2 separate regions of the Homo sapiens genome follow, and region 2 is linked to region 1. A link is a contact called in ENCODE Hi-C data. All regions are on one chromosome and are shown on one strand. The core of a region is the stretch at or near the end of the contact, and the rest is flanking DNA. Distances in the headings are between cores, read along the strand shown.

Region 1 (6,836 bases), core at 2,453-4,952:
GAGGCCCTGCTGTCCAGGTGACCTGCATGCTCTTAGGCCTGACACCCCAGGTCCCTCCTCGTTCAGAGCTCCCTCCCCTGCCCCCATCCTGCCAGCCTGAGCCTGAGGCTGCTCTCTGAACCCCACGTGGCCCACCTGTGTCTAGAAGGCCCCCAGCTATTCCAGGTCACTCCCTCCATGTGGGCCCACATGACGTCCCCCCACCAGCGGCCCCCACCCCAGCAGGCTTCCAACTCTGCTCCCCACTAGCCGGGTTCCTGGCCCACTAGTCGCAGGCGGAACTCCCAGCTGTCCCCTGCCACATGCCCTGCAGACACGGCTGGGTGACAGGGCTCACGGAGGGGCCAGTGTGTCACCTGCTAAATGGCTGCCTTCACTGGAGTCAGACCCGCATTTCACCCAGCCTGAGTGAACTGAGTTGTAAAGGATGCTGCTGCGGCCCCGAGAGGTGGCTGGGCCAGGCTCCCTCTAGGGCACAGGGCCGGTCCAATGGGGCGTCCAGTGGGGCTGGGGCTGGTACCTCCCCAGCACTCACCAGGCCCTGCACCCTCAAAGCTCCCTGCAGCTGTTCGTCCCATTGGCAGGTGGGATAACAGAGGCCCAAAGACAAGAAACCAGCTCTAACCCTGCACGCCACGGGTCCAGCAGGCGGCCTCTAAGTTGGGACAACTCCGCACTGGACAGATGGCAAGATGGAGGCTCCAAGAGACACAGGGGCCTGCCCAAAGCCACACTAATTGAAAAGCAGGGGACTGGCCAGGCACGGCGGCTCACACCTGTAATCCCAGTACTTTGGGAGGCCGAGGCAGGCAGATCACCTGAGGCCAGGAGTTTGAGACCAGCCTGACCAACAAGGCCAAACTCTGTCTCTACTAAAAATACAAAAATGAGCCGGGCATGGTGGTGAACACCTGTAATCCCAGCTACTCGGGAGACGGGGGCAGGAGAATCACTTGAACCCGGGAGGCAGAGGGTGCGGGGAGCTAAGATCGCGCCACTGCACTCCAGCCTGGACGACGGAGCGAGACTCTATCTCAAAAAAAAAAAAAAAAAAAAAGAAAGAAAAGCAGGGGATCCCACCAAGCACTGATCTTCCTTCTACCTCCCTGAAGGCACCAGCTACATTCTTTCAGGTTCCCTGTCCCCAGGGCACTGTGAAAACAACCCACAGGGAGCTACTGAACAAAAGTTAACCTGCTGTGGCCCCACACACAAGTAAGAGGTGGGTATTATAATTACACCCATTCCAAAGGCGAGGGCACTGAGACCCAGAGAGGGTAAGCGACTAGCCCAAGGTCACACAGAGGGTAAGTGGCTCCCAGAAATGACCCGACCCCCTCAACAAGCAGCTCTTCTCCCAGAAGCCCACCACGTCCTCTGATCTCCAGATGGGCGAGTGGGGACTGGGCGCTGCAAATCCCGACTTCGGCACCCAGCTCTCCCAACAGGACACTGGGGCCTAGGGACCCCAGGACCCCAACCCATGGCAGGAATCAAGTGGGTGCTCCTGCCTGCCCCCCGTTCTGGAGTCCTGTCCTTGGATTGGGCATGGCCAGTGGGAGGGACAAAGAGCCTCCCCAGGGTTAGGTTGGGGGGCAGGACAGATTGCACCCAGACCCCAAGACACCCCGACCTCATGTCCCCTTGGTGGGCAGACTTTCCCGCCTCTTCTCCTTCAGTCTGCACTGAAGCCTCGGGGCCCATTCAGAACCTCAACACTTTCCACCGGACCCAAGATCCCAACTCTCACCCTTCCTTCATATTCTCTTGGGGGCAGAACCTGCCAGACCACCGCTGACACCAGGGCACAAATAAGGGACTCCCAAATTTCCCGTGGGACCCCAAGGTATCAGAACCTCTCCCTCGGCCCCCTACCCACCCTGGGCCTGGTGAGAGATGAGGGGCCTAATTCCCACCCCAGTCACCAATCTCTTCTGGATTCATCAGGGAACTCGCTAAAGCTCCAGGGAGAACTGAGACCACGTGACTCACCCCAGAGACTCCAGGGAGACCCCCCACACACCCCATCTTGGGCCTCCTCAGAGGGCCTGGGCCCCCCAGTCTCCTTGGAGCCCAGAGACCACCCCCATTCCACCCCAGATACCCCAATACCCAGCTTCATCCCCAGAGACTCCCACTCACACCCCCTCAGTTGGGGGGGGTCCGCCAAGTCTCCTTGGAATCCTCTGAGGGACGAGGCATATGGGGGGCTGCAGCCCAATACTCAGGGAGCCCCCAAATCCCCAGGACCTCTCTTTGGTGGGGAGCCCTAGTCTGTAACCCCCATGGCCCCAAAATGCACCTCTCACGGAAGGGTCCCCAGAGCTAGCTGGAGGCCCCTCTGCAGCCCTCACTCAGGACACGGAAGATCTCCTGGGACCCCCTCCATAGGTGGGGCATTCCTGGTCTGCACTTTTCACTCAGTGCCCTAGAAACCCCCTGGAGGTCCCCAAGAGAATGGGCCACTCCGGTCTGCACCCCTCCCAAGGGGTCCCCCAAGATCTCGGAAACTGCGGTGGGCAGGGCCTGCCCAGGTGGCACCCCTCACTCAGGGTCTCCCCCTGGAGATCCCCGAGGCCAGGCTGACCCCACCCCTGCTCAGGGTCCCCCGTGATCGCGTACTCCGCGGTGGGCTGGGCCTGGCCGAGCTGCACCCCTCACTCAGGGACCCCTTGAAACCCCCTGGAGACCCCCAAGCCGGGACCCTTCCCGGTCTGCACCCCTGCCCAGGGTCCCCGCGATCGCGCACCCCGCGGTGGCCAGGACCTGCACCCTTCATCCAGGAGCCCCCCGCAAACCCCCTGGAGACCCCAAGCCGGGAGTCGTTCAGAGTCCCCCGCGATCGCGCGCCCCGTGGTGGGCGGGGCCTGGCCGAGTAGCACCTTTCACTCAGGGACTCTCCGAAACGCGGCGGAGATCCCCGAGGCCGGACTGTCCCCGTCTGCATCCCAGCTCAGGGTTCCCCGCGACTGGGAGCCCCGCAGTGGGCTGGGCCTAGCCGAGCAGCACCCCTCACTCAGAAGCCCCCAAACCTCCTGGAGACCCCCGAGCCGGAGCCTGTCCCCGTCTGCACCCCCGCCCAGGGTCCCCGCGATCACGCACCCCGCGGTGGGCGGGGCCTGGCCGAACTGCACCGCTCACTCAGGGGCCCCTCGAAACCCCCTGGAGACCCTCGAGACCCGGGCCCGTCCCTGTCTGCACCCAGGGTCCCAGCGATTGCCCACCCCGCGGTGGGAGGGACCTGGCCGAGCTGCACCCCTCACTCAGGGGCCCCCCGAAACCCCGCGGAAACCCCCGAAGCCGGGGCCCGTCCCCGTCTGCACCCCCGCCCAGGGTCCCCGCGATCGCGCGCCCCGCGGTGGGCGGGGCCTGCCGGCTGCACCCCCGCCCGGCCCCTAAGCCCCGGCGCCCACCTCGCGCGTGGTCACCTCCTCCTTCTCTGAGATCTTGAGCAGGAGCCGGTCGTTCTCCAGCTCCAGCGCGCGGACGCGGTCGATGTAGTGCGCCAGGCGGTCGTTGAGCTCGCGCAGCTCCTCCTTCTCCTGCAGCCGCGACAGGCGCGTGGGCGACAGCGGCGTGGCGGGCCCGCCCGCGCGGCCGGGCAGCGGCGTGGCCATGGTGGCGGCGGCTCGCGGCCTGCGCTGCTCCCGACGGCGGCCCGGGCTCGGCGGGCTCATTCAATCCGCGCCGCCGGCTGCAAGATGGCGCCGCGCCGCGCCGCGCCCGCCGCCCGCCGCGGCGGGGCAGCCTGGGACTGGTAGTCCGACCGCCGGGCGCGCGCGGGGCACGCCGGAAGTTGAAGTCTCCGTCCAGCTCTCGCTTCGCAGAGGCGCTGACTCCAGAGACAGACTTCCTGGCTGCAAACTCCCAGCTCCGCCACGAGGAAACAGCGTTGGGTTGCTTTCTAGTACCTGTTTCCCCACTTAGAGAACCTCAAAACGTGTTCAAAGAACCAGACACAAAAGGCCATATAGGGCCGGGCGTGGTGGCTCACGCCTGTAATCCCAGCACTTTGGGAGGCCAAGGCCGGTGGATCACTTGAGAAAAGAATTTCGAGATCAGCCTGGACCACATAGGGAGACCCCCCCACACCATCTCTACTACGGAGGCGCGCGCCGGTAATCCCAGCTACTTGGGAGGCTGAGGCAGGAGAATCTCTTGAACTTGGGACGTGGAGGTTGCAGTAAGCCAAGATCGCGGCACTGCACTCCAGCCTGGGCAACAATGAGAAACTTTGTCTCAAAAAAAAAAAAAAAAAAAAAAAAAAGCCATATAGTGTACAATGCCACTGATATAAAATGTCCAGAAGAGGCTGTCAAGGAGTATGAATTTCAACAAATTGAGTTTAATGATCTCATTGGCTCTTATTAGCAATTCATGAATTGGATAGCATTCAATCTATTAAATAGGCACTCCAATGAGCTGAGCAGAGAGGATGGGCATTCTGCATTACAGGCAGAAAAGGCTGAAGAAAGGAGAAATAAGAATTAAAATAAAAGCCAGGCCAGGTACAGTGGTTTGCTCACGCCTGTAATGCCAGCACTTTGGGAGGCGGAGGTGGGAGGATAGCCTGAGCCCAGGAGTTTGAGACTGGCCTGGGCAACATAGCAAGACCCCATTTCTAAAAATAAAAATAAAAAAATTAGCCAGGTGCAGTGGCTCACACCTGTATTCCCAGCACTTTAGGAGGCCAAGCCGGGCAGATCATGAGGTCAGGAGTTCGAGACCAGCCTGACCAATATGGTGAAATCCCGTCTCTACTAAAAATACAAAAATTAGCCAGGCATGGTGGCACATGCCTGTAGTCTCAGCTACTCGGGAAGCTGAGGCAGGAGAATTGCTTTAACCCGGGAGGCGGAGGTTGCAGGGAGCCAAGATTGAACCACTGCACTCCAGCCTAGGCAACAGAGTAAGACTCCACCTCAAAAAAAAAAAAAAAAAAAAATTAGCTGGGCGCCTATAGTCCTAGGTATTTGGGAGGCTAAGGTGGCAGGATTGTTTGAGCAAGAGAGGTCAAGGTTGCAGTGAGCCCTGATCACATCACTGCATTCCAGCCTGGGTGACAGAGTGAGAGTTTGTCTCAAAAAAAGTAAAAATAAAAATACGAAATAAAAACCAATTGGTTGTTTCAAAGTTACTTTTTTCATAGGGTCTGTTTTAACCCCCTCTATTTTGAGGGTACTTCCCTATCAGGTTAACCGGTCCCCTTTGGCTTGGTGGCTGTGAATGTTTTTTTTTGAAAACCTGCACCCTTTAAAGTTCAGTTTGAGGCCAGGTACGGGTGGCTCTCACCTGTAATCTCAGCACTTTGGGAGGCTGAGATGGGGAGATCGCTTAAGCCTAGGAGTTTGAGAACATCCTGGGCAACATAGTGAGACTCTGTCTCCAAAAAAAAAAATTTTTTTTTTTTGGAGACAGAGTCTTGCTCTTGTCACCCAGGCTGGAGTGCAATGGCATGATCTCGGCTCACTGCAACCTCCACCTCCTGGGTTCAAGCAATTCTCTGCCTCCCGAGTAGCTGGGATTACAGGCACCCGCCACCATGCCCAGCTAATGTTTGTATTTTTAGTAGAGACCTGGTTTCACCATCTTGGCCAGGCTGGTCCTGAACTCCTGACCTCGTGATCCACCCACCTCGACCTCCCAAAGTGCTGCAGTTACAGGCGTGAGCCACGGCACCCAGCCAAAAAAATTTTTAATAATTAGCCACATGTGCTGGCACACACCTGTAGTCCCAGCTCCTCGGGAGGCTGAGGCAGGAGAATGGCTTGCATCCAGGAGTTCAAGTCTGCAGTCAGCCATGATTGCGCCACTGCACTCCAGTGTGGGCAACGGAGCGAGACCCTATTTCAAAAAATAAAAAAAATAAAAGATCAGTTTGACTACGTGGTACCTGGCACTAGTGACTCCATTCCAATTTTATCTGGTCTGCTGGGGACTAGAGACCCCATTGTCTAAAACAATGGCCTGCCATACATTTTATTTAACAAGGCCAGGCGCGGTGGCTCATGCCTGTAATCTCAGCACTTTGGGAGGCCGAGGCGGGCAGACCACCTGAGGCCAGGAGTTCGAGACCAGCCTGGCCAAAATGGCAAAAACCTGTCTCTCCAAAAAGTACAAAAATTAGCCAGGCGTGGTGGTGTACGCCTGTAATCCCAGCTACTTGGGAGGCTGAGGCACGAGAATCGCTTGAACCCAGGAGGCAAAGGTTGCAGTGAGCTGAGATCACACCACTGCACTCCAGCCTGGGCGACAGAGCAAGACTCCGTCTCCAAAAAAAACCCCCCAAAATTGTAATTTAACAAGACAACCTATACAGCAGTGTTTCTCCAACTCTGCACTAGATATTTGGGGCCAGATCACTCTCTGTTGCAGGGGGTTGGAGTCAGGAGGTGCTGTCCATTACAGGGTATTGAGCAGCATCCTCGGTCTCCACCCACTCCATGCCACGAGCATCCCAGCCTCATACTTATTTTTTATTTTATTTTTATTTTTAGTTGAGGCGGGTCTCGCTCTGTGGCCCAGGCTGCAGTGCAGTGGCGTGATCTCGGCTCATTGCAACCTCCGCCTCCCGGGTTCCAGCGATTCTCCTGCCTCACTCTCCCGAGTAGCTGGGATTACAGGCACTTGCCACCATGCCCGGCTAAGTTTCTGTATTTTTAGTAGAGACAGGGTTTTGCCATGTTGGCCAGGCTGGTCTTGAACTCCTGACCTCAAATGATCTGCCCGCCTTGGCCTCCCACGTTGCTGGGATTACAGGCGTCAGCCACCGCGTCCGACCCCGGCCCCCTAGTTATGAAAACCAAGTATGTCTCCAGAGATTGCCACATGTCACC
Region 2 (5,967 bases), core at 182-2,681, 440 kb after region 1:
CGCCGGGCGCGGTAGCTCACGCCTCTAATTCCAGCACTTTGGGAGGCCGAGGCAGGCGGATCACGAGGTCAGGAGTTCAAGACCAGCTTGGCCAACATAGTGAAACCCCCGTCTCTACTAAAAATACAAAAATTAGCCGGACGTGGTGGCAGGCGCCTGTAATCTCAGCTACTCGGGAGGCTGAGGCAGGAGAATCGCTTTAACCCTGAAGGCGGAGGTTGCAGTGAGCCGAGATCACGCCACTGCACTCCAGCCGGGGCGACAGTGTGAGACTCCGTCTCAAAATAAAAAAATAAATAAAACAAAAAACAATGTCCAACAAAAAAACAAATCCAGCGAGGCCAGACAGGATAGGGGCTCCCTGGGGTCCGCCCATTTTCGGGATCAGGTGACTCGAGGTTTGGTCCTTATTTTAGTGCAGGCTCAGATGTCGGGGGCGAGCCAAAGTGCAGGGGCCTGTGGGAAGGACAGGAGGCTGGGAAACGTTTGGGTAAAAAAATCAGGACACTGGCCGTGCGCGGTGGCTCACGCCTGTAATCCCAGCACTTTGGGAGGCCGAGGCGGGCCGATCACGAGGTCAGGAGATCGAGACCATCCTGGCTAACACGGTGAAACCTCGTCTCTACTAAAAATACAAAAAAATTAGCCGGCGTGGTGGCGGGTGCCTGTGTCCCAGCTACTCGGGAGGCTGAGGTAGGAGAATGGCCTGAACCCGGGAGGCGGAGCTTGCAGTGAGCCGAGATGGCGCCACTGCACTCCAGCCTGGGCGACAGAGCGAGACTCCACCTCAAAAAAAAAAAAAAAAAAAAAAAAAAAAATCAGGACACTGACAGCACGTGCTCCAGCACGGGGCAGGGCCTCCATGGGGTCCGCGCCCACGCGGGGCAGCGCGGTGACGTCACGGCTGAGGACCCCGCCCCACGAAGGGCTCACCCCACGCGACCCACGCCGCTCGCTCGCCCCTCCCCTCCACGCAGCACTCCGGCTGCTCCGTGGGGAAACTGAGTCTGGACTTCTCGTGCCCGTTCGGGAGAAGGACGCGGGAGGCGCGGCCGAGCTGCGGGGAGAGGTTGGGCTCACCCCGGGCCAGAGCGAGTTCGCGCAAACGGGAGTGTCCACCGCTGGCGGGTCAGCCACTAGCGTTGGCTACGCGCCGGTCACTCGGGCGACAGGAGGCGGGGCGGCGCGGAAGTTATCTTCCAATCAGGTGCTCCGGGGGCGGGTCCGGAAAACTGTCCAATCAAGGCACGGGGCGGACACCGGGAAGCGGATTGCAGGTTTGCAGTAGTGTCCAATCGAAGGCCCCAGGGGTGAAGGGGGCGTGTCCAAAACGCTGTCCGCTCAGAGCGTTGAAAGGGCGGGGGCTTAGAGATTGTCCAATCAGGGCGCCGCTTCCTGAGCTCCGAGGCCCCGAGGGCGGGACGTTTCGTCCTCCCTGCCGCGCGTGCCCTGCCTACCACGAGCGGCCCGGGAGTACCTGTACCTTTCAGCTGCGCCGGCCGCGAGGCCACGGAGAGCTCGCCTTGGAGAGCCCAGGAGCAGGGGAGACATGGTGAGTGCGAGGCAGGAGCAGAGCCAGGGGACGGTCGGAGCGACGGGAACCGGCTGGAACCAGAGTCCGCCGAAGTCTGCGGCCGGGATTGGCTGAGGGACGCGCGGGGCGGCGCAGGACTAGCACCTGGGACCCGGGGACGCCATCACAGCGGCCGGGCTGGAGGACTGGGGGCAGTTTGGGGGGACGGAAGGGGCGGCAAGGAGCTTGGGGGTAACTTAGGGGGAGGCCTGGGCAGGAGGGGGGCTGGAGGTAGTTTGGGGGGACGGTAGGGGCGGTCAGGGGTCAGGGACCAGTTTGGGGGGACGGCAAGGGACGGTCAGCAGGTTGGGGATGTTACGCGTGTCCGTATAAGAGGTCACCTGAGCAGGCTTAGTGTGAGCCACAAGGCTGTTTACTCACTTGGGTGCAAGTGGGCTGAGTCTGAGAAAGGACTCAGCAAAGGGTGATGGGATTATTATTGGTTTTATTTTTTTATTTTTTTTATTTTTGGGACGGAGTCCCGCTCTGTCGCCAGGCTGGAGTGCAGTGGCGTGATCTCGGCTCACTGCAACTTCCGCCTCCCGGGTTCAAGCGATTCTCCTGCCTCAGCCTCCGGAGTAGCTGAGATTACAGGCGCCCGCCCTCACGCCCGGCTAATTTTTGTTTTTAGTAGAGACAGGGTTTCACCATGTTGGCCAGAATGGTCTCGATCTCTTGACCTTGTGATCCGCCCGCCTCGGCCTCCCAAAGTGCTGGGATTACAGGCGTGAGCCACCGCGCCCGGCAATCATTAGTCCTTATAGGTTTGGGACAGGCATCGGAGTTAGGAGCAGTTTTTTTGAGGACAGTTGGTGGGTGTTACAAAGTACATTCTCAAGGGCGGCGACGATGTTTCAAAGTACATTCACAAGGGCTTGGGGGATGTATTGTCACAAGGGCTGGGAGGAATATTACAAAGTACCTTCACAAGGGCGCGAGCGTGTATTGTCACAAGGGCGGGGTACATTCACAAGGGCGAGGAGGACGTATCGTACAAAGTACATTCACAAGGGCGGGGGAATATCACAAAGTACATTATCACAAGGGCGGGGGGCTTGACCATGGTGCGGCCAGCTCAGAGAACCTTACAGGGGACAGCTTGGGGGGATGGCAAGGGACGGCCTGGGGGTCAGAGGCAGTTTGGGGGACGACCTCAGCGGTGGGAGTTAGCTGCCCTGGGGGTTTTGTTGCAGGGTATCACTAATGCTGTGAAAGCTTTATTCGGGCAGCCGGTGTCAGTAAATGTACTGTACTGTTCTCCTGTTTGGCTTTTTTCTTCTCCTTAGTGACAATAGGAAAATGTTCAAGTGTGTTTTCTGCCTTCTGGTCCGTCAGGATAACACCTGTTTATCGTGGGGTACAGGCTAAGCATGGCCTAAGGAAGTCTCTCAGGAATATTCTGTCTCCCACCAGAATTGTAGAGAAAGTGTGCGCAGTTCCACATCTTATAGCAGCTAGAGATGGATTAAAATGTTCATAAAAATAGTAGTTTTTCAAATGCCAAAGCAATCAGACAAAAAATAATAGTTATTCTTCCATACAAGGTGCAGAGTTTGCGACAGTGTGTGATCGTGTTCCATTTCAGTTCAGCTAGACATGAGATTAATGCAAATTCTGCAAAAACCTGTAAAACTGAGGCGTGTTCCATTCTGGTTAGTTTCCAGTTTGTCACCAGGAGTATTGCTTCACTGATCCATCATCTGTTTGCTGACTGGGAAAAGCAGTTTCTGGCCATGTAAAGTCATAAAGACTGCCTTGGAACTCCCTTCCCCCACTTACACAAGGGGTGGAAAGCACTGATTCTGCTGCATTCTCACTCTACGGGATGAGGGTCTTTGTGGCATTTAAAGTGTAGCACCTGGAGCAGGGAGGTGAGCCCCAAGACCGGTGACTCCAGCTGAGCCCACAGTTGAGCCTGCACTGGAGGCCGCTGAGGGTGCAGCGGGGTCTGGCTGGGCAGCCTCCACTTGCTCAGTCCTCCTGCCTCGTAGAACAGCCGCAGCGGGAACTGTTCATGCTGATTGAGGCTGCTGAGCATGGGAAAGACGATTGTCCTGGAGATGTGCTTGTGGGCGTTTTAGCCTTTCTGAGGTTGCACCTGTGCTGTCTTGGAGCCGTTTCTAAGCAGTGGGTTTAGTTTATGCTTTAAGTGTTGTTTTTCTTTTTTGGAGACACTGTGTCTCCCAGGCTGGAGTACAGTGGCGTGATCTCCACACATTGTATCATCCGCCTCCCGGGTTCAAGCAATTCTCCTGCCTCAGCCTCCCGAGTAGCTGGGATTACAGGCACTTGCCACCACGACCGGCTAATTTTTATATTTTTAGTAGAGACGGGGTTTCGCCATGTTGGCCAGGCTGGTCTCAAACTCCTGACCTTAAGTGATCCACCCTCCTCCGCCTCCCAAAGTGCTGGGATTTCAGGCGTGAGCCACCGCGCCCGGCCTGGATTAAGTTTTAATATAAACACCAGTGGCCTTACTGCCCGCATAAATAGGCCTCCGGCCTCTCTTCAACACCTGTGTGCTGCTCCCAGCGCTCATCTCTGTTCTGCCCCCAGGGTAACCACTGTCCTGATTTTTTTTTTCATTCTCTCTACCTTTACCATTTATTATTTATCACCATACAGAGTTTTAATTTTGCCTCCTTTGAATTTTTTTTTTTTTTCAGGCAGGGTCTTACTCTGTCGCCCAGGCTGGAGTGCAGTGGTGCGATCTCGGCTCACTGCAGGCTCCGCCCTCCGGGGTTCACGCCATTCTCCTGCCTCAGCCTCCTGCGTAGCTGGGACTACAGGCGACCGCCACCTCGCCCGGCTAATTTTTTGTATTTTTAGTAGAGACGGGGTTTCACCCTGTTAGCCAGGATGGTCTTGATCTCCTGACCTGGTGTTCCGCTCGCCTCAGCCTCCGAAAGTGCTGGGATTACAGGCGTGAGCCACCGCGCCCGGCCCATTCCTGGCTAATTTTTATATTTTTTTGTAGAGACGGGGGGCCTCGCTGTTGCCCCAGGCTAGTCTCAAACTCCTGGACTCAAGCGATCTGCCCTCCTTGGCCTCCCAAAGTGCTGGGATTACAAGCATGGGCCACTGCACCTGGCCTGAAATTTCAATAAGTGACTGTGACCATTAATGCACCGTGAATAGCAGCTCAAAAGGCTTTTCTGTGGTTTCTTTCCTTTGCGCACATGCTGGTGTCTGAGACAGTGGGTGACGCAGTTAGTTCAATCATTCCAGCGTTTGTCAGGCTTGGGTTAATTCAAGTGTGTTCATTTATTTTGTGTACTTATTTATTTTTAGAGACAAGGTCTTGTTCTATTGCCCAAGCTGGAGTGCAGTGGTGTGATCGTGGCTCACTGCAGTCTCAAACTCCTGGCTTTAAGTCATCCCCTCACCTCAGCTTTCCAAGTAGCTGAGACCACAGGTGTGCACCACCACACCCAGCCAAAGTTTTTTTTGTTTGTTTCTTTGTTTTTGTTTGTTTGTTTTTGTTTTTTTTGAGACAGAGTTTCGCTCTGTGGCCCAGGCTGGAGTGCAGTGGCACCATCTCGGCTCACTGCAACCTCCACCTCCCGGGTTCAAGCAATCCTCCTACCTCAGCCTCCCGAATAGCTGTGGTTACAGGCATGTGCCACCAAGCCTGGCTAATTTTTACACTTTTAGTAGACACAGAGTTTCATAATGTTGGCCAGGTTGGTCTCAAACTCTTGGCCTCAAGTGATCTACCTGCCTCAGCCTCCCAAAGTGCTGGGATTACAGGTGTGAGCCACACTGCACCTGGCCTCCCTCGTAGCTTACTGTCTGTGTGTGGGCATATGTGAGCACTTTCCATGCCTGGACGTTGTAAGAACTAACTTCTGAATGGGCTCTGCTCTTGTCATTCACAGTGAGATGTGCATTATGCCGACGATTGAACTTGCAGTTGATGTGGATGTTCCTTATTCTCCCATAGATAGCATCTCTCCTTGCCCAGGTGTTAAACTGCCCCTCGTTTCCAGCATTGTTGCAACGCTTGCTCTGTCATATATTCATGCACCATAAACACAGCTTCCCATCCTTTTGTGTTGGTCTATTTGTCCATCCTGACGATACCATCCTCTAATTACTATTTTTTCTTTTTTTGAGATGGAGTCTTGCTTTGTTGCTCAGGTTGGAGTGCAGTGGCACAATCTTGGCTCACTGCATCCTCCGTCTCCAGGGTTCAAGCGATTCTTCTGCCTCAGCCTCCCGAGTAGCTGAGATTACAGGCACATGCCAGCACGCCCAGTTAATTTTTAAATTTTTAGTAGAGATGGGGTTTCATCATGTTGGCCAGGCTGGTCTCGAACTCTTGACTTCAGGTGATCGCCCCCCCCCCCTCGGCATTCCAAAGTATTTGCATTACAGGCGTGAGCCACTGCACC

What was found. A loop is a pair of places that touch in the nucleus more often than their neighbours do. Pooled maps may share reads with other maps.
Region 2: a loop to region 1 is called in a pooled map, with 6 times the contacts of the local background. The contact joins the promoter of ZNF57 here to the promoter of LMNB2 in region 1. A Hi-C loop is called at or near these places in 1 of 37 single-sample maps with no recorded cell type and 6 of 50 pooled maps.

What each region holds. Positions count from the first base shown.
Region 1 is chr19:2,453,257-2,460,092 of GRCh38, forward strand. It overlaps LMNB2 (lamin B2), which reads right to left and starts at 3,703. Exons shown (of 12, transcript NM_032737.4): 1 at 3,414-3,703. The coding sequence starts at 3,677. It overlaps LINC01775 (long intergenic non-protein coding RNA 1775), which reads right to left. Exons shown (of 2, transcript NR_134931.1): 2 at 5,681-5,844. RefSeq lists enhancers at 1-340, 341-955, 1,012-1,722, 1,723-2,431 and silencers at 2,692-2,871, 3,102-3,191, 3,252-3,501, 3,622-3,801.
Region 2 is chr19:2,899,497-2,905,463 of GRCh38, forward strand. ZNF57 (zinc finger protein 57) reads left to right here and starts at 1,432. Exons shown (of 4, transcript NM_173480.3): 1 at 1,432-1,552. The coding sequence starts at 1,550. RefSeq lists a silencer at 820-869 and enhancers at 1,049-1,620, 1,480-1,629.